Regions from separate parts of the Mus musculus genome. Here region 2 is linked to region 1. A link is a loop called in an ENCODE intact Hi-C map of the cell type or tissue named here. Cell type or tissue: heart. All regions are shown on one strand. Each heading gives the region's core, and the rest is flanking DNA. Links, peaks and the distances in the headings are about the cores only. Region 1 holds the start of Gm13205 (predicted gene 13205). Region 2 overlaps Casz1 (castor zinc finger 1).

Region 1 (14,953 bases), core at 3,679-11,678:
CACATGAAGTGCCAAGCAGGTATCGACGGGGAAGGGCTGACCAGCGCTGCCTGGACCAGCGCTCAGAACTTCTCTGGGTCCATGTCAGGCTTCCTCCCCAGCTGCTGTAGGTCTCCAGAGCCTACCAAACACTTAGAGTCCTCCTCCCCTGCGAGTCTCAGAGCATCCTCTGGAAGGGAGGGGCCCGAGGAGACGGGCCTACTCTCTCTCCCACGGCCCAGGTGTAGGGAGGGGCTCAGAACACAAGTCGTCAGTAGATGATGGAGTTAGAGTCTACCCCATATTCAGACTGATAGTGAGTCCCTCTGCTCAGGTAGGGTCCACACTTCATGCTAAGCTCCACTGTAATAGGGTCACATGGACTGACCCGGCCGTGGGGCCTATTGATCGATATCCTGAGACACCCTCTTCTGCCTCCCATAGCTTCCACTTCCGGACAGAGGGAGGAACAGCAAAAGGAACCCCAGAGGCTTCCTTCCCGACCTCTGCTGCTGAGACCAAACCTCCCTTGGCACCCTCGTCCCTGCCAGCACCTCCTGGCACCATGGTCGCTGGATCTTCTCTGGAGGGGCCTGCTCCCAGCCCGGTCTCTGTGCCCTCCACCCCCACCCTGCTCGCCTGGAAGCAGCTGGCTTCCACCATACCCCAGATGCCTCAGATTCCCTCCTCAGTGCCTCACCTGCCCACCTCGCCCCTGGCGACGACGTCTCTAGAGAGCGCCAAGCCTCAGGTCAAACCCGGGTTCCTCCAGTTCCAGGACAAGTGAGTCCCTCCATGAGCCGGCACCTGTCCCTGTGTCTTGGGAGTGGGTATGGCCAGGGCAGCAAGGAGGCCCTGCTCCTCGCCTCGCAGAGTTACACTGGCTGCCCTCAGCCTCTGGGACTTAGTTTTCCAACTGTATGCTTGTACCGAGCAGCCAGTAAGTGGGGGGATGAGGGCGCAAGCGACCTTACCCCCAGTGATCCGTTGGGATCCTTCAAGGACTGGCTGGGGTGAGCTAGGTATGGGGGTCCCTCAGGAAACTTCCTGGTCCTACAAAAAGGCTGTGTTCCCTTGGGGTCACCTTGCTGGCCAGCTCTGTGGTGCATACCCAGGCTGAGTCAATAGGACAGGGAAGGCATGGATGGGAGCAGGGCCTAGGCCCCTCAAAGTCCACACCGTGGTCAAGGGTGGAAGGAACCTTCTTCACTTAATGGTGGTGGCTTCTTGCGGCGAGAACGGTGACTTTGTATCATAAAGTGTGTGGCTTCCTGTTCTCAATAAAAAGTAATAAATTGGATTATTTATACCACCTGAGTAACAGCTGTCCTCCCTCTCTGAGAACCTGGGGCTGGGCCCATGGCACGGAAGGGTACAGGGCTCTTTTGTCTCTCTCCTGTTTCCTGTACTCTCCTCCTTTCCTGATGTGGTAGCCTCCTTAGCTTCCTGAACCAGCCCAGAGCTCCCACCATGGGTCCATTCTCTGGAGAACACATCTCTCCATAGCCTGGGGCCTCCCAGCCATGGCTGCAGCTCCCTAGCGCGCAACCCTAAGAGACACTGGGGGTGGGGGGCTCCAGCTCCTCCCTGCTCATCAGCACCTCCGCCGGCCCCAGCACTCCCCAGGTCCCTAGGTTCTCTGGGTAGGCGGGCACTGTAGGCCTCAGTTGACCCTGGGATGTCCCAGCAGCTGTGAGCCCTGGCGGGATTTGACACCAGGCACATGCTACCACTTGCTCACACCCCACGGTAGTGGCGCTTCCTGGTAGAGCTGCCCACCCATCTGCAGTCTGTCAGTCAGCCACATCCACACAGTGCCATGTCTTGCCAGCCAAGCCCTTGCTGGCACCCAGCCAGGAATGGCAGCACTATCCATTATTTTTATGCCCAAGAAGTTAATGCAGTCCTCTTATCTCTAATCCTGGGGTGTGGCCTTGGAAACTACATGTCCCAGCATGCACTGCTCTGAGCACCCTGTCTATGGCAAACCCCCATCTACCAGGCAAGAGTTCCCAAAAGGAGACAGGGATGCATGCTGGGATCTGTAGTCTCTAGCTGAATGTTCCCGTTGAGCAGGAGGGTGACCCACTGTGTTCCCCTCGATTACACTCCTGGTGACTGAGGAGGGAACCCTAACACAAACCCAGAGAGGACATCAGCGGGAGGGCTTGGGATGCCAATGACCTTCTGGGCTGTGGTTTCCTTCTAGCGATCCATGCCTGGCGACGGACTGCAAATACGCCAGCAAGTTCCACTTCCACTGTCTCTTCGGGAACTGCAAGTACGTCTGCAAGACCTCGGGCAAGGCTGAGTCCCACTGCTTGGACCACATCAACCCCAGCAACAGCCTGGTGAACGTGCGAGACCAGTTTGCTTACTACTCTCTACAGTGCCTGTGTCCCAACCAGGTCAGTGAGGCGGGGCGGGGGAGGCTCAAGGCCCAGGGCAAGCTTCTCCTGGCAGAGACTCCACTTTTCACACCATTTTAAAGTTGGCCTGCACTAGACACTGGAAAGGACACCCACTGTCTGTCCCCAGAGCCCCTAGAGGCCCCTGGGCAGGGGTCCAGACTGATGCTCAATTGGTGAGGGCTGTCATTTCAGGCCTAACTCCCAGTGGTGACTAAATGCTATCTCAGCCACCGTGTGTTTGACATCATTTGTGCCCATCCTGGAAATAGCTATGCCCCCTTTCCCTAGAGGCCTAGAATTTTAAAATAGGCTCATTGGATAAAGAAATAGAACAGTCCATGCCTGGCAGAAAGAACAGATCAGGTTCTCTTTAAAGGCCCAGTCTCCAAGATTGGTAGGCTGCCTGAGTAGTCACAGGTAAGGTCTAAGTGTGCAGAAAAGACTGTTACAATAGATTAGTGATGTCTACCTAGGTTGGGAGTGCTGGGGTAGATTAGTGATGTCTGCCCAGGTCTTGTCCTACAGGGACGAAATTGAAAAAACAGGTTAGAGATGTCTGCTCTGGGTGTGGCATTAGCAAAGAGGTACAAAATGTTTTAATGATGCGACAAAGCAGTCCTACTGCTTCACGCAATTGTGTTTTCTAACTGGGAGCATGGAAGAACACAAGTGCAGAGAAACTTCCATGGCCCAGAGACAAGCAGGAGCTCACAGATGTTCCTGCCTGGCCTGACGCACATACGTATGCCTTGCCTCCCTCCGCAGCACTGTGAGTTCCGGATGCGTGGACACTACCACTGCCTCCGGACGGGCTGCTACTTTGTCACCAACATCACCACCAAACTTCCATGGCATATAAAGAAGCATGAGAAGGCTGAACGACGGGCAGCCAACGGGTTCAAATACTTCACCAAGCGCGAGGAGTGCGGAAGACTAGGTACTGAGGCCAAGGGTGGGCAGGGACTTCCAGTAGGCCCGGGCCACCTTTCCAGGTACTGCTGCCACCATCCCAGCCCCATGACCCGTGAACGATATCACAGACGTCATCTGCCAAGTGTTGTCTGACAAGTTGTAAAACATCAGAGCCCATACGTCCCAGAGGGACAGCGAGGGCGGCCCCAAGAATCATCCCCACCCCAAGGCAACACCCTGGGGCCATACCCTGCATCCTCGGCTCTGCTTCTCTTGCTTCCCCGAGTGGACAGATAAGACTCGGACGTCCTGTGAGCCCTTTAGTTTTGAGGGTTTTGTCCACAACGAGCTGTTTGCCATTTCAGTTATTTATTTACTTTGTAAAGCCTTTAGCACATGCTTACAAAAACTGAGGTACGTGAGGTGCCAGAGACGGAGGCTCCGGGTGCTTCTGAGCTTGGCAGCGGGTGTCTTTCGATGCCTCTCGGATACCTTCCTGCTCTGGCCCTATAGAGAAGAGCCTCAGGCCCACAGGCAGAGGCAAATTTAGGCGCAGGGCAAGCTTCTATAGACCTGCAGATGTGGGGCAGAATTTTCCTAGGAATGGACCGGAAGCTGGAAGATAGGGAAGGGCGGGTGGATAGATGTGGTGTCTACCGGGCAGGCCTCTCCTGGTCATGTGCTCACGGTGGTAGGGGCCTTTGGAGTTCCTGGAGGTTGCTGTCACCTCCAGTCTGGGCCCTCCGTAGACGGCTGAGACAGTCCAGAACTGCCAGAAGAGAAAGAAAACAACCCTTTCCTTTAAGTGTTAGTTTAAGAGAGGATCCCTGGCTCGAGGAGGGCCGGTAACCACAGCAGCAGGTGCCCACACCTGGTGGCCTCTGCTGTGCTGGGCTTGGCTTTCAGCTGTCAGGGGACTTGTTCTTTACTCAACAGTTTGGTGGCTTTGGTAGTAGCTGGGGCCAAACAAAGCTGGGAGGTGACATAAGACACCTGGCCAGCCCGGTACCATGGCAACGGGCAGGCCCTCGCCTGCCCTGCCTGCCCTGAGCTGTTGCCTGTTTAGGTCCTGCCTGCTCTGTTTGTTCTCAGCCTAGGAGGGCGGAGGCAGGCTGGAGGCCGGCTGACCAGCAATCTGAACAAGGTGGCTGGCTGAGAGAGGTCCTTTCTTGAAGGTCCCTTGGCCACGGATCTGTGACTTCTCAGGGAGGAGTGTATAGAACAAGCCAAAGGGGAGGCCAGGGATTAGCCAGCCAGGCAGACTTGGCTTCCTGGAATGAGCTAGTTAGAGGTATTCCCCCGGATGCCACCTGCCTATGTGGCACGTCACCTCTGTGCCCAGCACACTATCTGGGGAAGCTCATGGCTGCTGTGTTCACACCCACAGGCTGCAAGTACAACCAGGTGAACAGCCACTTCCACTGCATCCGGGAAGGTTGTCAGTTCTCCTTTCTCCTCAAGCACCAGATGACCTCGCATGCCCGGAAGCACATGCGGAGGATGCTGGGGAAGAACTTTGACCGAGTGCCCCCATCCCAGGTGAGAGCCCCCCACGTGGCTCAACGGTCCTTCCTCTTAGGTGCAGGGCCCCATGTTACCCATAATGCCCAAGGAAGCCGTGGGCTACTACCTTAGGGCCCCTCTCCTTTCTTCCAGGGTCCCCCGAGCCTAATGGATGCCGAGACAGACGAGGGCATGGACTATACAGGCTGTAGCCCTGGAGCGGCGTCCTCAGAGTCTTCCACCATGGACCGTAGCTGTTCCAGCACCCCTGTGGGCAATGAGAGCACAGCTGCAGGTGAGTGGCCCAGGCCCAGCCGAGTCGTGCTTGGGACACAGGTTGAGAGTCAAGCGGCCTCCAAGGAGGCCAAGGTGGAATGCAGCAGACAAGCTTGTACAACGTTGGGCATTGAGGCCTCTCCTCTGGCCATTCTGCCCACATCTCTGCTGCTCTCCCTCCCCCAGATCACTTCAGTTTCCCCAGAGAGGGACCAGGGCTTGTCCCATTAGCCCCAGAGAAAGCACCAGAGCCCCTGTACCAGCCTCCTCATGGCCTCAGTCCCAGCCTCCATCCAGAACCCAGAGCGGGGACCCCCCCCTCAGAGGTTCCTGCCTCCCTGCCGTGTCCTCTGAAAGGCCCTCCCACCATGACCTCTGCCCACACTGCACCAAGCAGCCTCTCTCCTTCCCCCCCTTCTTCCTTGCTGAACCTCTCTGCTCATCTGTCCACATATTTCCATACTGCACTTGCCATTGGGTTTCTCATTTGGGTTTTTGTTTTTGTTTGTTTGTTTGTTTGTTCTTTTTTTCTCTGCTTCTCTTCATCCTCTCCAGGCTGCCCGGTTCCTCCTCCTCCTCCTCTTCCTCCTCCTGCTGCGGCTGGTGACGAGGCTGCTCGTGGGGCTGCACCGCCCACCCTGACTCCATCCTTCCCACCGGCTGTGCTCCGGCCTCCCCTTGCCCCCCTCCCATGCCTCTTCTCTCCGTCCTGTCTGTCATACTCTCTGCTCAGTGCCACTCTGGGAGCCAGCCGGGGCCTGGCCCGCCCCATCAGCAGCCCGCCCAGCTTCCCGCCCGTCACTGCCACTCCAACTCCAGTAAAAAGTGACGCCCCCCTAGTTCAGGATGCTGCAGGTAACTCAAACATGCCTTCTTGCCAGTGTCTGACACCCCGAGTGAGCCTCAAGGCTGTGTGTGATCCACGACTGGATCCTTTCCTGTGACCAGCAGAGCCAAGGGCAGGGCTGCCCCACTCCCCTAACAGCCAAATACCTCAGAGAACAGATTACTGCCAGGGTCCTGCCAGGTGACCTGTGAGGTCCTTGGCACCGTGAGGGCAGAGCCCTGCTATTCTCAGTTTGCTTTGGAGCTGTCCAGGTTTGGACCTCCTTTCCCTTCCGGAGCTAGACAGGGAGAAGAAACCTACGTGCGGAACCACCAGGCTCACCCAGCGCTCTCGCCGTCTCAGCCCTATGTGTAAAATGGTGTGCTTGTTCTTCTCCTTGGGTAGACATCACCCCTAGGTCTCTCTCTATCCATCCATTCCTGTTTCACATTCTGACTGAGCCTGGGTGCTATCCGATTCCCAGAGCTAGTGGCTCTGAGCAGGACAAAATGAATTCAGCCCCTGAAAGCTCTCTGGCCGGCATACTCAGGCAGAGCCCCACGACTTCAAGCTGCAGTGCTCTGTCCCCCACTGATTTCCAGACTGGAGCTGCTCCCTTGTCCCCTGCCTGGATGCTCCCACGCCATCCTAGCCCTTGATTTCTTCTCATCTGCCAAGAGTGGTGACTGAGCCTTTTTTTTCATTATACTACTGCAGAAGTTTGAAGGCAGAGTGGTAGGTAGCCAGGCATCCTGGGAAGGCTCAGGGAGGAAGACGCTTCCATCTACCCTGGGCAGGGCCTGGCCTGGGGTCTTTTGGTCCCAGGGAATATGTGACTGAATGCTAGAACTGGGTGCCTTATCTCCAGTGCCTGTGCAGCTAGCAGGACGCCACCACGGGCGTGTTCAGGTACTTTCCAGGAAGGCACAGAGAAGACTGTGACCATGGTCTTCCTGATCCCTAAGAATCAGGGTGGGGCCAGGATGGCTGGCAGAGAGCCTAGACTCCTGGGTTCAGGCCTCAGCAAAGGCTCCCAACAGAGAGGGCAGCAGCGTCTTTTTGGTATTTCTACGGGGTCCCTCAGCCCAGGCAGAGAACTCCAAAACCTTAAAGAGCTTCTGGTATCAAGAAGATGCTTCTAGGGGCAAGGATTTAGAGGCCCACATGGCTCTAGGGCACTCAGCATCTCTGCTTCCAGGAGGCAATTCCCCCTGCACAGACAAGCAAGCAGCCAGAGACTGGTTAGCTGGCAGGAAGGGAGCCGGCCTGTCCCTCATTAGAGGCGGGCGTGTGATGGCGTCCTGGCCTGGGTCCAACTTGGGTAATTACACTCCACCGACCTAGATTCCCCGCTTCCCCTTCAGCTTCAATTATCGCTGGGATGTGTCCTCACTTCCCACCCAAACTGGCCAGGAAGCAGCCACCACAGCCCGGCAGAGCTGCCACCCGGGATGCCTGTGTGGTCATCCTGCAGACCTAGAAGGCAGGGGAAGCCTGGGACTCCCTGCTGTTCCCAAGGGGGCCACGGGAGAGGCTCCCAGCCAGGGGGAAGCCAGGGTGTTGTTTCTAAGCGGTGTCTGCTGGCCACCATGCCAGGATCAGGGGCCCTCTGTGGGTGTGACACTGGGAATGGTGCCCACGTGGGTACTTACGCTGCCAAAAGGGTACCCCTTCCACGCTGACCTCTCTCCGCTACTCCCTAGGGAACACCATCTCCATGCCGACAGCCTCGGGGGCCAAAAAGCGCTTTTGGATCATCGAGGACATGTCTCCCTTTGGCAAGCGAAGGAAGACAGCCTCGTCTCGGAAGATGCTGGACGAGGGCATGATGCTGGAGGGTTTCCGGCGCTTTGACCTCTATGAGGACTGCAAGGATACAGCCTGCCAGTTCTCACTCAAGGTCACCCACTACCACTGCACGCGGGAAAACTGCGGCTACAAGTTTTGCGGACGCACGCACATGTACAAGCACGCACAGCACCACGACCGCGTGGACAACCTGGTGCTGGACGACTTCAAGCGCTTCAAGGCCTCCCTCAGCTGCCACTTCGCCGACTGCCCGTTCTCGGGCACCAGCACGCACTTCCACTGCCTGCGCTGCCGCTTCCGTTGCACAGACAGCACCAAGGTCACTGCGCACCGCAAGCACCACGGCAAGCAGGACGTGATCAGCGCCGCTGGCTTCTGCCAGTTCAGCTCGAGCGCCGACTGCGCAGTGCCCGACTGCAAGTACAAGCTCAAGTGCTCGCACTTCCACTGCACCTATCCGGGCTGTCGCCACACAGTGGTGGGCATGTCGCAGATGGACTCGCACAAGCGCAAGCACGAGAAGCAGGAGCGAGGGGAGCCTCCCGCAGCCTCTCCGGGTGCGCCTGTCAACCTGGACGGCTCCCTCACGCTGGCCGCCGAGCAGGGCTCGCTGCTCTTCCTGCAGACAGCGGCTGCGGGCCTAGGCCTGCTCGGGGACACGGGGGACCCCGGCCCACCTGTCACCGCCTCCGGGACTCGGGACGGCCCCGCTGCGCCCACCCCCGCTGCCGCCGCCACCACCACCACCACCACCACAGCCACAGCCACAGCCACCGCTGGGGAGTCCTCCCAAGAGGACGACGAGGAGCTGGAGCTGCCGGAGGAGGAGGCCGAGGACGACGACGAGGATGACGATGAAGAGGACGACGACGACGAGGATGATGATGATGATGACGACGACGAGGACCTGCGCACCGACTCGGAGGAGTCGTTGCCCGAGGCTGCGGGCGAGGCGGGCGCGCGGACCCCGCTGGCAGCCCTGGGTGGCCCCGGCCCTGCGCCCACCGCCGCATCACCCTAGCCGCCGCGCCACCCCAGCCCCCTCTAGAACTGCTCTGTATGTGAACCCCTGTGTACAGACCCCGCTGGGCCGCCCCAGGGAGTGAGGCGCCCTGGCCCCGCCGGTGCTTCCGGACCCCGAGTCCGTCTCAGGGCGAGGCGGGGACCCCTCTGGTGCTTCGGGCCGCCCGCGCCCTCCCCGCCCGCCCGAGCGGGTGTTCAGGGAATAGCAGGTGCTGTGTCGGGGTGGCAGCACTGACCTGCACTCCTCTCGGTACCCACTCGCGAGGTCCTTGTTTGCTCAGGGGCTCCCCGCGGGGGTCACCGGGTTGTGGGGGCGGCAGGCTCCTGTAGCATCTGGTTCTCTCCCCCCCCCCCGCCCCAATGCAGCTAAGACCTCCTCCTGGCTCAGGGGAGGGCCGGCCGAAGACGGTCAGCATCAGCACGGGTGACACTACAGGGACATGGAGGGAATCTCATGGAATCAGCAGCAAGCCGGCATCCCCGCCCCCAAGCTGTGGTCCAGGTCTGGTGACACTCAGGCCCCAGCCCACCCTCCAGCGAATTTGAGGCTGTGGCCCAAAGGCAGGCACAGCTGGTGGGGGCCTGGAGGTGAGGGTCTCAGCCACTGGTGCAAACAGGAAGGCTGCGACTGGTTTTGGCTTTAATAATCAAAATGGAAAAAAAATCCAAGAAAGTTGTACAGTATTTTTCCTGTAAAGGTTATTATTCTACATAGAACAAAAAGAGAAGGGGGAAAACGGAAAAAAACAAAAAAAACTAAAACAAAAAAAACAAAAAAACAAAAAAAAAAGCAGGCGAGTGCGGGGGGAGCCTCGCCTCGCCTTCAGCCCAGCCCTGGGATTGGGGACCCGAGTGCAATTGCTCCTGTGGAATTGTTGTGCATTTACTTTCAAGGCCTCGGTTTGAGGCGTTGTCCTCACACTAGCACTGATGGGGGCTGCGGGATTCCAACTTTTAACTTGAATTTTGTAGAGACAAGGAAAAAAAAAAAGACTATTCTCTTGATACAAGTTTGTAGCTAATTTAACATTTGAGGGTTTTTCTGTTGGTTATGCGTGTGGCTTTATAGGGCTTTTTTTTCTCTTTCTCTCTCTCTCTCGTTCCAGTTTTGTTTTATTATTTTATTTGGGATGCTTTCGTGCAGGTGCAGCCCACCCAGATCTGGTTCCTTTTCCAAAATACCCCTTTCCCGGAGGCAATGAGGCCACTTAGACTCTGCACAGGGCTCACCTGCAGGCACTTACTTGGCCAGAGGCTGCTCCAGATTCTGGTAGGGGCAGGCTGTCTGAGGCCGGCCTTGTGGGGTAAACCTGTGCACTCCAGGTTCTGGCTAGTGCCAGGCTGGAAGAAACCAGGCCAATTCGGCAAGTAATGGAAGGGCCGGGAGTTGCCAGCAGGAAGCCCCGCCCATAGGTCTTTAAATGGGGTCTGCCCAAATGGGGCAGTGGTTTTCTTTATCTGTATCAGAGTGTATGTATGTGTGTGAGAGTGTGTATCTGTGTATGTGTGTGTGTGTGTCCCCTCTTGGCTGCCCACAGCCAGAAAGCCAGGACCATCTAAACTGGAGAGGGAGCAGGGAGGGTACAGCTGAGAGATGAGGGTACCCAACAGGCAACGCGCTGATTGCTAACCGGCCCTGCCAGAGCCTCCATGCTGCTGAGAGTTCGTTCGCCCAGATTCTAACCTACCACAGGACTCTGCCTCTGTGGAAGGAGTTTTGTAAAGGAAAAGAAAAACAAAACACAACAAAACAAAATAAAAAAAAATTTCAATGTAGCAAAATCAAATAAAAAATTATAAAAGGAAAAAAAAAAGCCGCGGAGAGTGCGCAGTCTAGCCTTTTGTAAGCCTCATATTGCACATTAGGACTATAAGCCATTGCTAGCTCATCTTGAATTTTAATGTGTAATTTTTGTTTTATTTTCTTTCTGTGAGGAAAACGATGCCTGACCCACCAATGCTCTTTTTAATGTTTTATAACTATGTATGTGTATATATATAAATATAAAAGTAATATGTATGCACATATGTGTGTATATATCTATATGTATATACATATATAGATATATAGAGATATATAGAGAGGTTTTGAGACAAAAAAAAAAAAAAATGCAGACCATGAAACCGACCTGAACAGCGCGCGCTCTGATTACTTGAATCTGGTCTCCTCGGCACCTGGTTATTAAGAACTGAATATTTTTCCACTTGAATTTAGTGCTATTAGAAATTTAATATATGTGTTTTATTTATTTGATTTTTTTTTGCATGACTGATGCAAGGTTTGACATTTTCACTCAATAAAAACTGGAAAAAAAATCCATCACGTTATCTTTTATTTTTAAAATTATCCCCAAGAGGCTGGCCATGACCCAATGTGTAGGGTAGCCCAGGCACAGCCAAGATCCAAATACCAGCCCAGGGAGAGGAGGGGAGACTTGGCTACTTTAAAGCCGGGAGAGCAGGGGTGCTGGGACAGGCTAGTTTTGCATCTGGGCATAAGGCCAGGTTCTCCCACTATTTGCTAAAGGAAAAAGATGGAGACTCAGGTCTTGCTCTTCCCTTCAATCCCACCAGAACACCACTTGAGCCCCAGGAACCACTCCTAGAAAGGGCCACCCGGCAGTGGAGCCTCAAGCCTCCCTAGGTCCCACACTCTGGCCAGCCCTCCTGTGTATTCTCTGGGGCTACAGGGCTGCCACTTGGCAAGGGAATCCCTCAGCTCCTTCCTTCTTCCTGCAGGGACCTGCCCAGTCTAGGAACAGCACGTACCCGGATCCATCCGGATGCTGGCGAGGCTCCAGCTTGGAGCACATGGTGGCAGATCCAGAGGACTAGTGTCATGGGTCTGCAGCCTTCACGCCAAGGTCTGAGCTCCTGGCCTTGATGGCACCAGGGCCGAGGACACCTTTGGAAGTTCAGTCAAACTTCTGCCGGTTTGGGTGGAAGTACAGGTGCCCTGCTGCTCCCAGAGGTCACGTGGCCTCTACCCCAACACTGCCCCTCGGCCTCAGCCTCACCAGCATTGTGCCAGTCCCACTCTGAGCTGGTCTCGAAGTGACCAGAGCTGCCCAAGGACACTGGGAAGAGAATCTAGAGCCCGCCATGGTCTTCCCTACCATCGCCCTGCCTGTCAAATTCCCGCCAGCCACTTTCTCACAAAGCTGGGTCCTTGCTGTGCACTGATGCCCCTCACTGAGCCTGGAGCACACTCAGGCTCCAGGCAGTGTGGGTACAGGGACCAGAGCATGCACAGCCTCACCCGCTGATGCCAGGCTGGGCGCTCCCACCAGAGAGGCTCTCCTCCAGCCCAGCTCAGAGCACCCTTCCCTCTCTGCTTTGCTCCTGGAACTCAGCCCACAAGCTATTTACATAAATATGTTTCTAACAGACATGAAAATAGAGACTTTTTTTGGTCTTATTAAAATGTTCAAGTTGGAACTCGCCTGTTGTTTGTGGATATCTTGATTCTGTTAAATAAAACAGTGACTAATTTATGGGATAAAACACAAGTTCAACAAATTAAAGCCTTTATTGGAGCTTCAGAGGCCCTGGTGGGCTGTGTGGCCTCCCGTGGGGCCTGAGGGGAGGCAGGGAGCCAAGTCCCAAGCTCAGCTGGTGATAGACTGGTGGGTGGTGTGGCCACGGAGCTCCCCCCCGGCACAGTAGTCACCAGGGTGGGACTTGAGGAGTGGAGGCAGTTTTGGGGGTAGACTCATGAGGCCCAAGGGAGGGGGTACTTAGGCAGTTTACTAGTCTTGATGGACCTCCCCAAATATCCTCACATCTCCTGTCCCTAAGCTTTCTGGGCCTGGCTAGACCTTGGCGGACTCACATCCAGGGGATGGTGGGACCTACTTCCCAGCAACCTGCAGAGTGTCCAGGGGCAGGTACTAGGTATCGCTCCAGAGATGGATTGCTGCCCCTGAAGGGCCAAGAAGGGCACACACCCCTGCTTCAGGTACATGAGCCTAGTTGGATGGTGTTCCACCCCTGCCCCTAGACCTAGGAGGGAGCTAGCTGTTGTGGGTGGCACTCCACCCCAAGACCCGGGCTTCGTGATATTCCCTGTACTGGACTCAGAATGCTGTAAAACATGTTTTTGTTCTGGGTTTTAATTAGCTGTGGTGGTGTGACATTTCAACACCCAAACTGGGGCAAATTCAAGGGTTTTGTAGCATGGAGGAATGAGCTGGAAGCAGCTGTGCAGGCTCGCCACTGATCTCAGCGGCCAGACTCTTTCCCAGACAGCACTGGCTAGGGTGTTCTAGTAATGGAGCAGAGCCTGTCTCCAGCTCAGGATGGTGGTGGGGAATACACAGTACTAAGACAGTGCCCTATCCAGTGTCTATTCACTGTCATGAGAGGTGGCTCCAGCTCCACAGGTGGCTTTGGCCTAGAGCCAGGACACAGGGACAAACATCCTGCTAAGGACAGGTCGGGTCTCCAAGAAGCAAGGCCCCCAGGATGCTGGGATCTGAAGACCCTGCAGAAGGGGGGCCCCTACGCCATCCTTTCTGGCAAGTGCTGTCCCAACCTGGGGCCAAGCTGAAAGAACAGGACTTCCACGGGGTGGAGGGCAGCTGCTTGGCCTCAGTGGGAATCACATGACTAAAAGGAGACCACCCCCCCCCACACACACACACACACACTCCTCCGCCAAACCTGCCTGCCTCAAAACTTGCAGCTTTTAGCTTTGCCTGAGCCTTTAGAGGCCAACTGCTCTACCCTGAATCTATACAGGTCCCTTGCCAAGAGCCCTGGAGAGGATGCCACAGTCAGGGCTACAGGTTAGCCAGGCGTCAAGCCACATACACACCCAAGTTACAGTAGCTTTAGTTAGGGTGTATGGAGGCCAGAGGAATATCTTGGCTGCTAAAGCACCTCCGCTGCAAGTACAAAGACCCGAGTCTGATCAACAGAACCTGCATACAAATGCTGGGCTTGGTGTCACACACCTGTAACCCAGGGCTGGGGAGGCAGAAACTGCTGACTGCTAGGGCTGGTGGCCAGCCGGTGAGCTGCAGGCCAAGGAGAGATGTCTCAGAGGAGGCGGACAGTACCCCTGAGGATGAGCCCGGAGGCTGTCTTTGGCCTCTGTGTGCACCTTCGTGGGCATGCACACACATAGAGAGCAAAGCACAGTTTAACCAGAAGCAGCCACCAAGCCACGGCAAGGGCAACAGCCCCGTGCCAGTGTGCCAGGTCGCAGTGGGGGTGGGGATGGACACTAGTGTGTTCTATGAATTCCCTGCTTAACTTTTCAATGTAGGGTGGGCTCGCTGGCTGTACGTCAAGGAGCGGCTGCACAGAAAGCCACGTCCACTGCTCTGTTTATGTGGGCTTTCTTCTCTATATCCTTTTGTTTTTCGAGACAGGGTTTCTCTGTGTAGCCCTGGCTGTCCCGGAACTCACTCTGTAGACCAGGCTGGCCTCAGCCTCCCAAGTGCTGGGATTAAAGGCGTGCACCACCACTGCCCAGCTTCTCTTTATCCTTTAAGGGTCTCTCTAGAGCTGGCTCCAACAGTCCTTGCTGTGGTGGCCCCTCAGGCAGCTGGACCATGCTACCGGACTCAACATCCCTAGCCCTTTAAAGTCTTTCCAGGTCTCACCACACAGCCAGAGGCAGCTCTAGGGATCTTAACCTCTTATGGGAGGACACCAACCTTAAAGCCTCCAATGAAAGCAAACTGAAGATTTGGTCATCATACAGGTAAGTCCCCCACAATGCAGGCTGAGCTCTCAGACTCATTTTGATGAAGAGTCTTAGGGTTATGCTCTGGGGCTGAGCTGTGCAGGCAGGGCTGTAGAAACAGCCCGCCTCCATGGCCGTATGTAATGTGTGCAGTAGCACAGGCATGAAGCAACCCTGAACTCAGCATGCTCCTGAGGTGACTATACAGTCTGTCTGTCTCTTCCTTCCCTGGGCTCCGAGCCAGTGTCTTCTCAAGTCTGGTTGGGTCCCAGAGTAAGTAGAGGGTATGAGGACCCCAGAGGACAGCCAGAGGCTGTTCTTCTATCAATGGGCAAGTTAGTCAGCACCAGGAGGGTTGCACTGTATACAAGATGAGCGAGCGAGACACATCACTAAACGAGTCTTAACTCAGTCGTCCGGGCAGAAGGTCCCTCTCTTCCCTCCCAAGTCACAAGTTTTTCCTAAATATATGTACCTATGCACACATACAACAGAGAAGCCTGATAGTTGAGACACAAACTT
Region 2 (14,953 bases), core at 2,584-10,583, 48 kb before region 1:
GAGAGCCATGCTTAAATGAAGCTGTCTGTTCCCTGAACCCCACTAGCTATGGCCCAGCTCACTGACCAAGAAAGTAGCATTGAAAATTAGAGGCCTCACTGTGAGTGATGGAGCTGAAGACCTCTCAGGAGCCAAGCCTGCCAGGACAGTGAAGATGGCTACCTGCTGTCCTAGCTGGGCGTAGGGGTGTGGTTTGCTCCTCTGTTAGTGGCTATGTCTGGGCCCCTCCCCTAAAGGGTGCTCCCCTGGGGGCCCCCCAGGCTGCATTCCCACCAAGCAGAGAGGGAGCAGGAGTCACAAGGTCCCTCCAGGTAGGGAGATGCTGTGGACTTGGACAGAATAGAACATTTTTGAAGGATTTTGCTGGTCCCTTTTTTTTCTCTGAAATATAAGGATGTGCAATTTTTTTGGTTTCAATTTAGCATTGGAGAATTTTATAATTTAGTAATTAAAATCTCTGATAGGCTTTAGAAATTGCGGCTAATTGAATTTAATGGGAAGATGATTTTCAATTTTATTTGATTACCGGGACCCCTGGCATCGGTATTTATGGGAAAAAAATGGGAAATGTGCTGTGTGGGCTAAGATGGCATAATTGAATTAGGGATAATCGGATTTCTCCGTCATGAATTTCACTATAATTTTCCTATAATTTTCCATTAGATATCTAGTTTACAAATATTCACAAAGAAATGAAGCTCTTTCGGAATGGAGATTGCTGGCTAACAGGATTACGGGCCGAGCGTGCGGCTGTGCCAGCCCCTACCCTGCCATAATGTGATCCTTGTGTCTGCCTTACACTTAGTGTGGCCTCGGTATCTCGCCTTGCCACCCACTAGACTGGGAGCTCCATCCTCCCCTTTGTTTCCTCCCTGGCCCAACACCCACCTGTCCAGGGCCTACACATTCTCTGCTACCTGCTGGCTGAGCCCTGTCCCAGCTGAGGCCCAGGCCTTCTGTGTCTGCTCCCCCCCACCCCCCGCTGCCGCACGCCCCCCATGCTTCCTGTCCACATTCAGTTGTCTCCCTGTTTCCCCCTGATACTCTCGCTCCATCCCTGCGGAGCACCCTCAGATCCAGGGACGCCCTCACAGGTGCGAACACGCTTGTTCACATGCACACACAGACCTCTGGCCAAGGCTGCTGTGCCCTGGCCCAGTCGCCTGAGAGGGAACCAGTTTATTGGGATCCTGGGGTGGGGTGCAAGAACAAAAGGAGCCTTGTTCAAGTTTATGTGAAAGTTACAAATTCAAAATGAGAGCAGATAAAGCACGAGATACCTGGTGTGTAAACAGGCTGGCGAGTGAGAAGGCCGCAGGCTCGAGAGGGAGGGAGAGAGGGAGGGAGGGTGGGCGAGTGGGCACAGGACACAGGATGAAAGAGGATGAGAGCCAACATGGCAACCTGGCCGGGGAGAGTGGGGGCTGGCATGACCCACCTGACTGTATGAAGTTGCTAAAGAGGTTTCCGTTCTGCATGGGGTGGGGTGTCCTAAAAGACCTGGAAGCTCTGAGCCCCAGGCCCTTGAGACCAGTGGAAATCATGAAATGTTCTCATGATGGCTGAGTTCAGGTTCTCAGAGTTGTCATCACATCAGAGTCATAAGGAAGGACTAGGAGAGACACAGCCCTAAGACACCAGACCTCTAGGCTTCTCCCATCGGTGTGAGCACACGCTTAGAGACAGAGAGCAGCAGAGATCTGGAGGCGCTTAACACACAGCCTTTGACCCGTGGCCCACACAACCTTGATGCTTCAGCCTTTGGCCCTGTCCTGAAATCCTAGGATGCCAAGTTGGCCTCAGTTTCTTACTTCACGAATCTCTTCTCTTCTGCCACAAGTGGCTCCTTACTCTTGGGTCCAGCCTACTCCACCTGTGGTGGCTGATTGTGACCCACTGCCTCAGAATAGAGGGTGCTTTCTGGACAGCCTGGGGCTCTCCCACTATGGGTCATATGTGGCAGCCCCTCTTGCTGGCCCTGATCTATGGCCTTCTCTTGGCCCTGCCCTGTGAGCCATGCCTTGCCAGCCTTTGCCCTTCAGAGGCTCCAAAGTTATTGTTCTTACCTAGGTAACTAGAAAGGAGAGGTGTTTCCCTGTTTATCCAGGCCTTCCTAGGGGTCAGCCCTGATTATCATCAGCTGAAAACCAGGACATTCAGAACCAACCAGAGACTTTGCAGGTCCCCTGTGCAGGGAGCTCCTTGTCCGTGCAGATATCTTCACCAGCCTCCATTTCTGATGCCAGGCTTCCTTCTTTACCTGGTGGCCCACACCAGGCTGGGGTGTGGGACTAAGTGCCTGTTGTTACAAGCTGGAGCTACAAGGGGGAGGGGCAGAATCATTGTTGGGTTTTTTTAGGGGGGATGAGCAGCAGCACCCACAGAGGGTGCCCAGGGCAGTCCTGGACACAGAGATCCCATGGGGAAGCTTGGCTGATGGCTCTCTCTATCTGGCTTCCCTGGGCCCATGTTGGGGAGCATGTGGCTTGATTTAAGGGACCCTGTTTCCTTACTCAGGGGCTTTAGGGCCAGGGGACTCCTGGCAAAGTTAGGTCTTTGCACCTAAGGATGGGGATGGATCTGAAACATGGAGGGAGGGTGTGTGACAACCTAGACCGAGGTCCCCAAGGAGGCAACAGAGAGGGTGGCGAAACAAGAGAGGGATGCCGGATTCTTCATGGAGCCGTTTAAAACAAACAAACAAACAAACAAACAAAAAACGGTGAGACAAAAAGAAGAAAAAATAAGGGGAAAGTAGGAGAAAGAGTAGATTATTAACTCCCTTGACATCTTTGCCTTAAGGCCTCCTTGGGCCCCTCCCTTTGCAAAATAGAAATATTGCAAAAATAGGGCAGCGCCATTTTGCTGAATGCTGCCCGGACCAGGGAGAGCCTAAGCCCATTCTCCTCTCCTCGTTGGAAGTCTGTGTGGCCCATCCTTCAGCAGGAGAGAGGACGGTAGCACCGGTGAGGTAGACAGCCGAATGGGCCACTGAGGGACAGGAAGCTGAGCATGGTGGAAACAGGCGTTGGGATAGCAAGCCTACTGAGGAAACTTCCCTTGAGCTCTTCCAAGCCAGAAAGTTTTGAATACCTGAGGCTATAGCATGGGCCATTTGGGGTTGTATGGAAAGGAGGGCTTGGCTGAGAGACTTACAAACCCAGGGAGAAAGGGAAAGTCAAGAAAGACAAGTGCTTGGTCCAGCCCTAAGAGACACCAGAGTGGGCAGGGTGTGGTCCCCAGGGAACAGGTGTCAGGACGCTGGCCAACTTGCTTGAGGGGTGCCTGTGTTCAGGGATGGAAAGGAAGCCCAAGTGAATCTACTGAGGAGACTGCCTAGAGACTGTGAGGGAAGAAGAGGAGGGGTGGGGAGGAGAAAGGCCTGGGGACTGTAACATGTGTGACCTGATGTGGAGGGACTCCGGGGCCATTTTTAGGTCAAGAGCAAAGCGAAGCGGTGGAAACTTGAGACCGTGCGGTCTGCGGGAGTGCGGTGGCCAGCGCGCGGGAGTGCGCGCAGGGGGAGTGGAAGGGGAGCTCGCGAGGCTGACGTGCGAGTTTCTCCGGCACACCCAGCCGCGCCGCCCGCGACTCCTTTCTTCTTCGAACTCCAATAGCCACAACAAAATGAGGGAAGTGGGGTGAGCAAGGGAAACACAACCCCTTCCACACCCGCCCCACCCGCAGCCCAAGGGCACCTCGGAAGGGAACGGCAGGAGCGCGCGCGCGCGCGCGTGCCGCAAAAAGTCTCGCACCTGCGCTCGCTCCCGCGCGGAAAAGTTTACGCGGGCGCGCTCAGGGTGGCCGACGGCCCCGAGCGGCCGAGGGGAGCCGGACGGTGCGCGCGCGCCCGCCCGCCCGCCCGCGGCGGGAGTTGGCGCCTGTGCGCGGGTGCCGGCTCCTCGCCTCGCTCGGGCGGGCGCACGACTCCTCCACACGAGCGAGCACACACACCTCACAGGCACACCAGCCTCTCCCTCCCTCGCACGCGACCCCGCGAGCGCCGGCCCCGCCTCCCTCTCCTCCCTGAGCTTTGGGAGAAGTCGCCGCCCGCCCTCCTCAGCCCGCCCGCCCCAGCCTGTGCGCTGGGAGCGCGGGCGCGCGCCCGCCCATTCACCTTCGCACCACTGCGAGGCGCGCGCGTGAGCGCGCGCGGGCGAGTCTGATCTTTCACCTGCCGGAGCCGCGCGCGCTCCCGGCGAGGGGCGGTGCCATGGCCACCCTGCCAATCACCTCGGCGCCTGGCAGCGCCCGGCCGCTCCCGCCCGCCCCGCTCCCTCCTGCCAAACTGTTACCCTGAGTGTTACCGTCAGGAGCAATGACATCAGGATTTTAAAACAACTTGTTATTCGGGGAGTAATCAGTTGCAATTAGGCATTAATTAAGTATTATGAAAGTTGATTATTTAAGTGAATTCGGCTTTCGACTCTCCGACTATGGTGAGTACCGGCAGCGGGCGGGGGAGGGCCGGGCCGGGCCGGAGCGGCGACCCCTGCGCGCTCGGGATGGGATGTGGGGGTGGGGGGCCCTCGGCCTGGCGGGCCCGATCCCCAGCCGAGCGACAGCCACGGGCAGTTTCTGTTTTAGTTGGTGGAACTCGGAGCTGCTGGGAGCGTGCGGGCCGGAGCGTGAGAGCGAGCGTGAGGCGCGGAGCAAACTTTCCCCGCCGCCGCCCTCCGGACCCGGCCCGGCCCTGCCCGGCCCGGCGCGCGTCCCCCAGCCCGGGATGCGCTCGGCCGGGCGGTGAGGGACAGCGGCCGGGCGGGCGGGGACAGGGGCCCGCGAGATACTAAACATTCTTCTCTCTTCTTTTCATGGCGTTTCTCGAAGAGTTTGGGACCAAGGAGCGGAGAATGGATCTTGGAACAGGTACGCGCGGTGGGAACCCACGGGGAGGCTCTTTCACTTTTCTTTCGGTTCTTTGACGGAAGTTAGTATTTTTAGCCCAATGAGCTAGCAGCTGAGCCGAGGGTACCGGACAGGCGCCAGGGGTCTGTGCCCATAGTCCCTGCTAGCCCTGTTTTCTGGATGGTGACATTGTTATTTGTCATTCGCATAGTGACTGTGACTAATTTGATGCTTGTCATTATGAAAGAACTGAGGGGACAGGGAGCTGGGGGCACCCAGAGAGAGAGAGAGAGTGGAGGATTTAGGGGTTTTTTGTGGGGGATTTTGTTCTGCGTGTTTTTTCTCTTGTGTTTTTTAGACACACTTTTCCCTTTGCAAAGATGTCTGTGTGTGTGTGTGTGTGTGTGTGTGTGGTGTGGTGTGGCTTATGGGGTGTGTGTTTTTATTTTTTTAGTGGGGGGTGGTTTAGTTTTTGAAAGCAGCGTCCTGTTGGGAAAGGTGGTTAGTCTGGTTTCGGGGCGACTGTCTCAAGGTAAAGGAATTTAATTTATTTGGGACAAGGCTGTGTCGGATGATCAAGCTGCTTATTACGGCTAATGAGTGTTTTTCACTTGAGAAGCTGTGGGCTGAGGTGGCTGTTATCAGTTCAAAGTAAGGGGCCCAGGACTCTCTCTCGCTCTTTCTTTCTCTCAGCCCCCTTTTAGCACCTACTTTGGGAGGCGACAGTAGGCCAAACCAAAGACTACATTTAGATATCTAGGTCTGGGGAGCCTGGCATGGGGCTAGCTAGGGTCTGGCTCCAGCTAGTGAGTGTTCCCTGGCCTGGGCAGAGTTTAGCCTGTGACTTTGCTTCTTTCTAGTTTTGATTTACTCTTGTTCGATAGTTCTCCTTGCACCTGAGCCTACAACCTGAGTCCAGCACGGCTTGGCTTAGTTCTGTGGTCTTCCCCCAGCCTCCTCTATCACAACTAACTTTGGGCCAGGACTCTCACACCCCAGGCTGTCAAAATCAGTGCTCTTCTTTAGTATCTTAAGAGAAAATTCAGTTGGTAATTCTTCAGAGGTGACCCCTGACCCCCACTGTTTCATTTGAGGAAGGAAAGGTAGTGGCATTAAGTGGTTTTTAGGGTTGTTTTTAGACTTGTCAAAGTTCGCTCATACTCCCATGGGACCCATACAGTGACAGCTGCCTCTCTGAGGCAGAGGGAGCAGGAGGCAGGAGAGGACAATCAGGAATGTGTGTTGTGGGGGTGGGGAACCTTCACAGAGTGGTTGGACTGTAGGGGACAGGTGTGCACTTGGCTAATGGGATGTAGTTGGAGGTCCTGGGGACATCTGTGCCCAGGAAGGGTACAACGCCCCCTGCTGGGCATATTTAGAAAGGTGTCTTGAAGCCATTGCTGCCACCCTGCCCCTCCCTGGCCTCCACCCCGCCGAGAACCAGCCCGCCTCCACCTCGAATCAGGTGTCTCTACACCACCCTTTCAGGACCCGCCCCCCTTTCTTCAGAAATGGGGCCCCCACCCATCCCAGCCAAGAAGCAGAACTCAGGGACAGGCCCAGTGTTTGGCACCACCCACTACCTGGCACAGGAGAGCCTACCAATGGGCCAGCACAAGGGACTGAGGTATTACTCAGCTGGAAGGCGGGCCCTGCTCTCTTCCTTCTGACCTAAGTGCCAACTGGAGCTGGCTCCCATCCTGCCATGCCCAGCCTCTCCTAGGAGGCAGGGTTCCATATCCCTTCTGGGGAATGTCATGATGGCAGGGCAGGAGGCAAGTGACAGAGCCTCCTGTGGCACCTTAAGGGCTCTGGGGAGACTTGCTGCTCTTCACACTCCAGGGACAGGCTCTGGAAACTTTTCCTAGAAGCCAGAAGGGCCAGGAAGTCAGCTGGAGCAGGGCACTCCCAGTGGGACCCAAGTCTGGACTCTGGCCACACAGAGAGGGAGGAAGGTCCACGGTATCAAAGTTCAGCTTCCTGGAGGAGTTGTCTGGTGATACCTCCTGTTTCTTCTCTGATCTTGGGAGTTTCACCTAATCTCAGAACTTCAGAAGAAAAGCACTTTCCCTCACTTCGCAAAAAAAGGGAAGCAGACCAGGACTCGGGCTGATCTGTTTTCCCTGAGTCCATCTCTGGGGCAGCTGTGTTCTCATCTTCAGGAGCTGAGAACATCTCCCTTGATCTCCCTTGACCTCCCTGATGCACAGGGACATGCCAGGGCTCATTGCTGGTGCAGTGCAGTGCCTAGCTCCCATCCTCTGGGAGCAGCCCTGGTAGCTCCAGCTAAGGGCCTCAGCAGAGAGTAAGCCGGTCAAAGAGTTGTCAGTACCAGAGACCTCCAACAAGTCCTGGATGATGGCTTAACTGTCCCCTCCACCCTTGGACATGTCTAGGTCCTGAAGCGCCCTGGCCATGAGTAATTCAGTGGCTGGGGAGGGCTGAGGTTTCTCAGGAGGGACAGAAGTATCTGAAGACCCTCAGGGGCCATGTGGACCTCTTTTCCCCCACCATAGTTCAGCCAAGGGCTGGATCAATCTGGACGTCTTTAGCAATAAAAAATGCCGATGTCGTCCTAATTCACCAGGCCCCGAGATGACAGCAAATTTACATTTTTTAATTAAACTAGCAGCCAGTTTTTATGAGAGGGGGTTGGGTTATGCAAATCAAATGGTTGTGTACGGAAGATTAGGAGAGTTTGGGAATAAATTCCACAAATGCTAATAAAAAAAAAAAGGGAAAGAGAGAGAGAGAGAGGGAGAGGGAGGGAGGAGAGAGGAAGAGAGGAGGACATGGTTCCATTAGGCCCTTTTAGAGTGATTTCCCAGGGGGAGGGTATAGAGAGGGTGAGGGGAGCAGGGAGGAAGCTTTCAGACACAGGTAGATCCATCCTGTACTTGGGAAGCTCCCTAGGACTAGCCCCCACCCCCACCCCAGGCTGATTTCTGGGCCTGAACACACCGGCGCCTGGGTAAGAAATGGCTATGCAAGAGCAGTGGCTATCTGACAACGCTTGTCCTTGATCATCTGGGATCTATTTCTAATGCCCCTCTTGAGAAGGGGAAGAGCTGTCCTGCAGAGGACCCAAGGTAGGCTGCTCTGGGTAATGGGTCAAATAGGCAAGAGAGCAGGCTCAAAGGGACAGCCATGGAACCCAGGAGGAGCTAGCTGGTGAGGGGCCGCAGTACCCACTAAAGCATTCCAGTTTCAGCCCTGTCATTCAGACAAGTCACTGGCAGGAGTGACTGAGCCAAAACTGTCTGTCCTACTGGGACTGCAGGCAAGGACCCTTCCTCTCAGGCAGACCCTCTCCTCCCATGTCATGGAGTCTTCAGGGATAGGGGTTCAGGGACGATGAGGCCGAGAGAGCTAGCAGGCCAGGAAACAGACTAAGGCCAGAAGGAGAATGGCGACAGACTCCCCCTAGTTTTGTCTTTCCCCCAAGGAGCAAAGAACTTGGCTCTCCACACTCAGCCCCTGCAGCCAGAGTATCGACATACAGGACCTCTGGGCGCCAAAGGTTCAGAGCCAGGTATTGCCCAAAGTGGAAGCGACTCTGAGGCCTCATAGCTCTGGGTACACTTTACCCAACATGCACCAGGGAATGGGAATGGTCTTGTGCCACTTTGGAAGGATTTCATGTTGGGTTGGGTAAAGCAGATCGCCCTCGATTTTCCTTCCTCCAGACTGTACTTGGCTAGGTACACCCACTCAACCAGTCTAAGCGAGGGCCAGGCTGGGCACCGGTTTCGCTAGTCTGCAGGGGGGCGGGTGTTCTGGTGCCATCTTGGCAGGAAGGAGCCATGAGCGCCAAGGACAGCATGGGTTGTCTTGGAAGTGGTGTATTTCCTGGTACCATTCAGACAGGCTGGCTGTGTACCCAGCAGTGACACAGGGAGGGGCCTGAGCATCAGATGACCTTTAAGGTCTTTGACTACCAACTTGATTTTGCTCAGTGGGGCAGGCATCCAGGGAAGAGTCACATGGGTAAAGCAAGAATCATATCATTGGTCCCTTCTTTGTAGAGAGCATTTGAGACACCAGCAGCTCAGGGCTGTGAGTGTAGGATAATAGGTCCATCGTGGTCATTCTACAGAGACAGGTAGAGGCAGCAGAAGCAGGTCTACAAGGCTTCCTAAGACCCTCTTCCCTGGTAGAGACCAGAGAAGGGAACCCACACCCTCTTAAGAGAGGCATGGGCTAGGTATGGGGGTGGGGCGGGGGCATCAGTTAGACTTTTCTCCCTGCTTCCCTGGCACCGCCGACATTCCCCACCCCCACAGCCAGGGAATCTGGCTGAGTTGCAGCTTGAGTTTTTATGATGGAAAATAAAATAAATAGAGGCACCTTTGCAGGGCTGAGTCACTACAGCAGCATGTCCTCATTAAAGCTGCTGCCCCTGGCTCAAGTCCCTGCCCTTTTTCCCAGGCAGTGAATGGGGTGGACTGCTAGACTATTGTTTCTGGACCCTGCTAGGTCAATGGTACATCTCGATCCCTCCATCAGCTCACCTTAGACTAGATTCCCTTCTCAGAGAATCAGGTCTTCAACTCATTACCAACCCCAGGCCCCAAGGTTCGGCCGTCCTACGCTTGTTTTAAAATCTTGATCAACCACCGATGTCTCTCCTTCCTTCCCCTTCTCCTCCTCTTTCCTGCCTTCCCTTCTCCTGGTCCTCATGATCAGAGAGGGAAGGAAGTGGCTCCAAAGTCATTACCAGAACTGGGTCCCCAAGGCAAGCAGCAGGTGTCGAGATGGTCAGGCCCTGGCCTAGCAAGACTGGAAAGGGGCTGTGGGCCAGCGGCCATGGGGTGTGGAGGAGAATCAGTTTGGCTAGACCGCCTCACTGTGTGTAGGCTGGTGGTCTGGTGTGTGTACCTGTCTGGCTGACTGTACTTTACACCTTAGGCTCTCAGACATGTCCTTGTCAGGGAAGAGCCCCCCTGGAGGGCGGCGAAGCCGCAGTTCGGGGAGTCCTGAGGCACTTTGCAGAGTCGGGTTGTCCAGTTCCCCCGTTTGCAGACAAGCATAGTATAAGAGAGATGCTGTCTTCTTATAACAAGAGATGCTGGAGGTGAGGACCAGGCCGTTCATGAAAGAGTGGTTCTGGGGACATGGGGACATACTCCTACCATCCAAGTTTTCTAGACTTCTCCCAGGCCTCTCCCTGCCACTCTGAGAGCGGTTACTCTCCACTGCGCAACCACATTTTTCTGTCTTTTTGCCAAGCCACCTGGCTCTGGTGGGCAGGTCCTTCCTACTCACCTTCTTCCCCACGCCCCTTGCCAGCCTCATACCCAGTTGGCCCTGGAAAGAGATAAGAGATAAGAGGCTGGCTGGGGCCTGCTGCTCTGAGAAGCTGGTTATACCCACGGTGTGCCAGGACGGCATTCGTGTTTATGTGCCTCGGTCCCCAGGAGGCCAAGGCTGGGGACCTCGTTTTCTCCTGCCGCTATAGCTCTTAATGCTGACCATTAGCTGTGACCATTAGCTGCCGTGTTGACATCTCCTCCCAGTGTTTGGTATGGGGCTGGAGCCCATGCCTTCCCACCATAAGTGCTGATGTAATTGACTGATGGAGGTTCCTCTTCCCCAAGTGCCTTCGGGGCTTCTGAGTGGGGCAGAAGGAGGAAGGCAGGAAATGTTGTCTGCCTCCCTTAGGATCTGGGGTTTCGCTCCTCAAGAGCTTCTAGAGCCTCCTTTACAGGAAGGAACTGGTTGGAGTCGTGGATGGTGTGAGGGGCAAAGGGGGGACAGTGAGACAGCTGCCACTACCCATGACAATGGCATGGGACAGTGTGGGCCCAGTGTATAATAAGGTCACGCTGCTGTCCAAGGAAACAAGAGAGCAGTAGCCACAGTAGTGTGGGCTCTTCCTCTCCTTTCTCTGTGGTCCATCTATCCCATTTCCTGTCCTGACAAGCAGGCTTCAGTCCAGGATGTCTGTTCTCTAGGCTAAGAACCCTCCGTGGGCTGACTAGTATAGCAGGTAGGCTAGAATGAGGGACCAGCCCAGACTACCAAAGCTTACAAGCTCTGTCTTATGTTTGGGCCTTAGTAGAGGAACCATGGTTAACACCACCTCCCAGGCTTACTTTCCAGTCCCACAGGCCCTGCCAGAGGCCTACGTGCTTGGCTAAAGAGACCCCTTCCTAAAGCCTGTCTTGTGTGTGGCCTGGGTTGAGGCCAGGGTAGCCCTTGGCTTTGGAGGAAACAGCGGAAGAGAGCCACATACTTTGTGTTTCTCTAGACTCCAGGGATTCCCACAGCGTACATTCCAGAGTTGATCTTTTCTTATAGGACTCTGTCCTTGAATTAAGGGGACCCCTGGGAGGGAACTTGCTACATGAGGACAGGAGACTGGAGGAGCCAGGCTGAGCCTCCTGGGACAGGGATCCCCACTTCAGTTAGAGGCTACTGGAACTCTGTATTTCCAGACTTCATGGTCTCAGCCTTCGTTTCCCTCTGACAGGTGCCTCTCTCCCTGCTGCCTGAGAGCCCAAAGCTAGAGCAAGCTGGAAGGTCTGGTTCATTGAGGATTGACTGGGTATTTTTGCTGACCAGTAGGGGGCACCCTACTGCATCTGCCCCAGTCCTTTTAGGGATCTGGGCCTATGGACAGCTCTGGTCCTGTGCCTTCCGGCTCTAGATGGGGGAGGGGTAGCCTCCCCTCCCCACCCCCAGAGGTTCCTTAGCCGAGTTTGTTTTGCCAGGGTGACCTGTTTAATCATCTCATTTTCTGGTGGCCGTTTATTCCTCGTTTCCACGGTTACGGCCCCATTAAGGGGAGAAGCAATAAGGCAGCGAGTCAAACAGGTAATAAAAACATTAAAGCCCATGTGCACAGAGAGAGGACGGGATGGGGGGAGGGGGCTCAGTGAGGTGAGACGGCCCAGGGAGCAGCCAAGGTAGAGGCTGCCTGGCCTGGCCTTGTGCTCCGAAGGTTGCGGGAAGACTTTTCCTCAAAACCCAGTATTCAGCTTAGTCCCCAGGCCTCAATGCCCGGGCCATGGGCTGTATGTTGGAGGTAAAGCTTCAGGAGCAAAGCAAGAGAGAAAGTAAGCAAAGTTCCCCAGGCATGTCCCCAGAGAGTCGCATGACCTGTTCCAGGCCCCACCTCACCCTGGAAGGCCAAGGGGGTGGGGGCTAATTTCTGACATTGTTTTGAACTCTAGAATTTTTTTTTTCTGCCAACTTTATCAGAAAGCATATTTGTGGTGAGTGCTGCTAACAGGGCCAGTCTGGTGAGTAAATATTCCTGGTGTGGACGGCCCCGTGACCTTGAAAGGAAGAGCGGAACAGTGGACGGCTGGGAGCATTGGAAAGAGGAGGGCCAGGCAGACAGGAGCCCTTGGGCTAGGTGGGAGACCTTTCCTAAGAAGGGGTTCCCATGAAAGTGACAGGGCCAGGTTTGTACTCAGCAGACTCGGCAGAGGCCTACCTAGCCCAAGCTCAAGTACCACACCGTTGCCCTTGGTAGATGGCCCGGTCCTTGTGGTAACCATAGAAGAGTTGCTCGCCAATTCACCCAAGAGCTCCCTTTCTCTAAGTGGATGCGGAAAAGCTACAACAAAAGCCAGCCTCTCGCCCAGCTGGTCTGGACCCAGGGCAAAGAGCTGTGCTGGCCAGCGGGGAATGCCAGGAAGTGTAAGGATGGTGTCAGAGTGGCTGTGCTTGTGTGCCGGAGCAACCACTGTTGCCCTGGAGCCGAGGGCCAACGCTCAGAGAGCAGGGAAGGCCAGGACCAGCCCTAAGGCCTCTCTGGATCATGGAGGAGGCTGCCTTCTTCTTCTTCTTCTTCTTCTTTTTTTTTTCTTTAAATCTTCTATACTCTGATCTCTTGCAAATGCACAGAGGCCTGTGTGTCTCTGATTATTAATTTCAACGTTGATTCTGACTGCAGAGGGGGAGAAAGGAGGTGTGGGAAATGGGGGAAACCCTTTGGCTGGGACTGTGCTTTGGGAACGGGCCTAGATGAGTTAATATTCCGATCAAACAATTAAAAATAGAAAACGCTCCCGCAGCACCAGCTGCTGAGGCTTTCAGCAACTGTCACCGGTGGGTTCAGGGGCGGGTGGCACGGGAGGGAGCCTCTCCTAGTGTGTCCACTGCTCTCTCAGGGTCAGAGCGGAGGCTGGGGCTCTGAGTCCCTCCAGCTCCTTTAGGGCCTGGAGCGGAGCCTGTGCAGCTTCAGGGCTGCCCTTCTCCCCTGCAGGGCCTGGGTAGTGTGGTGAAGTCATCGCCAGATGCCCTGGTAATTGTTTTAAGAATGCAACTTAAAATAAGATGAAAACTTATATTCCTGGGTGAGGAGTAATTTCCCATCTAATAGTAAATTAATGACAGGCGTAGAGCAGGCGGCCTGGCCAGGAGGCATGTCCATCTGATAAAGCTGAGGTCTCAGGCCCACCAGCTCTAGATCCGGGAGTGTCTACACCCCAGGCCAGGCCTCACTTCTCATATCCTCTTGGGATGCGCCATGGTCTGCTTGGGTAGAAGACACATTCTGCGTGTGTCTGTTGAACCTGCCTGTAATATGGAACAGCTTTTAAAAACTCCAGCGGAGAGGCTGGGGCCTTATTCTTAGGCACACAAAAAAGGCCCCAAGGCATCTGTTTTACCAAGAAGAAGGAACTTCAGGAGCACTGCCTCACAGACTTTGGGCAGAATATCCACCCTTCAGAACAACATGGTGGACCGTGTAAGGTCATCACCTACCCAAGCTTACGTAGGACTAGAAAGACCAACATTCTATGACTCCCAGGTTCCACATCAGCTAGGACAGTTGATCAACCTTGATTGGAGGCTGTAGTGGAGGCTGCTCAATACAGTCCTCCCTCGGGGCCCTGGAGAGGCTAGGGACCTCCGTGGCTAAATATGTCCTGTGCAAGAGGGGTGACCTACAAGCGACTCCACCTGATCCCACTCTGCCCTGACCAAGGCTTGCTGTGTGATCCCCTGTATGGGTGTGTCCTCAAGTAGGTGTCTAGATGCCACCTGGGCAGGATACATGGGGTTCCTGTCCTGACATTGTTTTGAGCTCTGGAATGTTTTTTCGGCCAACTTTATCAGAAAGCATATTTGTGGTGAGTGCTGCTAACAGGGCCAGTCTGGTGAGGGCTGGGGGGCTGGGGAAGGGTTAGTAGCTCGTCTAACACTGACACACTCTCCCTGTGGATAACAGACAGATTGGGACATCTTGGAGAGGACGTGGGTCACATGACCTCACACGTCCTCTGAGTTTCTGCCCAGCACCTTCCTTCTGAGAGACACAGAGAACGGATGTCACGCCTAACACTCATCTTTCTTAGCAAACGACAGGGGTCTGTGTGGTTCAGCCAGTTTCACAGGTGCTGGGGGACGTAGCTTAGCCATAGAGCCACTTGCTTAGAAAATGTTCTAAACATGGTTCCATCTCTAGCACTGAAGAAAAAAATAAAATAAAAACAAAATAAACAAACCCCAGAAGACACAGGTGGAGAAGTAGGAGAACCATGGTCACTGCCACTGTCCCTAAAAGCCAGGAGACAGACACAGTAGGGAGCATCCTTGCCAGAGGGAAGGCTTCCCTGAGGACTGATCCACATGGCAATGTTGAGGGGAAATTACAAAGTGTAGATCCCTGGATGTTGACTGTGTTATTCAGCTTGTGTCCCTGAAGGGCTCCGGATCCCAGTTAAGTCCACTTTGTCCCCTTGAACTCCTCCTGGGCACACCCTGCACTGTAGCGGCTGATGCAAATGCCTGCTAAGGTTTACAGGAAAACTTACTTTGCTGCAGGCCTTGATCCTTCACAGTCCCCGAGAAAGGGACTCTCCACTTGTCCCCAGGGAGGGCTGCCAGGGTGGGACCCTCTGACTGACTCGTCCCTGGTGAGATAGAGGTGAGCAGACCAGACAGAAGCACTTGTGGCAGCCATCTAGATGAGCTTTGTTCTCCTAGGAGACACGTCTTCAGGTTCATGTTTATACAGTGTACTCTTGTGAAGGCCGAGGAGGAGGAGGAGGAGGTGGTGGTGGAGGAGGAGGAGGAGGAGGAGGAGGAGGAGGAGGAGGAGGAGGAGGAGGGAGATGCTTCCCATGGCCCACTGAGAGACCACTTTAGT

The links. Peaks named below come from ENCODE experiments on the same cell type or tissue, not always from the same donor. Only the 100,000 strongest peaks of a DNase experiment are listed, where the experiment ranks them.
Region 2: a loop joins it to region 1, with 2.0 times the contacts of the local background. A loop is called at or near these places in 6 of 42 quality-filtered maps.

The regions. Positions count from the first base shown.
Region 1 is chr4:148,943,835-148,958,787 of GRCm38, forward strand. Casz1 (castor zinc finger 1) reads left to right here. Exons shown (of 21, transcript NM_001159344.1): 16 at 424-762; 17 at 2,189-2,387; 18 at 3,156-3,327; 19 at 4,690-4,841; 20 at 4,959-5,100; 21 at 7,611-11,058. The coding sequence ends at 8,737. It overlaps Gm13205 (predicted gene 13205), which reads right to left and starts at 8,488. Exons shown (of 3, transcript NR_154553.1): 1 at 7,560-8,488; 2 at 4,933-5,073; 3 at 3,655-4,071. In heart, for the core only: a CTCF peak has its summit at 6,795; DNase peaks (open chromatin) are centred at 6,917, 7,337 and 11,517; H3K4me3 peaks cover 1,895 bases; H3K27ac peaks cover 4,866 bases; H3K27me3 peaks cover 2,721 bases.
Region 2 is chr4:148,896,875-148,911,827 of GRCm38, forward strand. It overlaps Casz1 (castor zinc finger 1), which reads left to right. Exons shown (of 21, transcript NM_001159344.1): 4 at 4,831-4,869. The coding sequence starts at 4,854. Among named protein-coding and RNA genes, the nearest start is that of Gm15969, 14 kb to the right of the region's middle. In heart, for the core only: CTCF peaks have their summits at 6,205 (motif pointing left) and 6,404; DNase peaks (open chromatin) are centred at 4,037, 6,387 and 6,527; H3K4me3 peaks cover 3,712 bases; H3K27ac peaks cover 6,398 bases; H3K27me3 peaks cover 365 bases.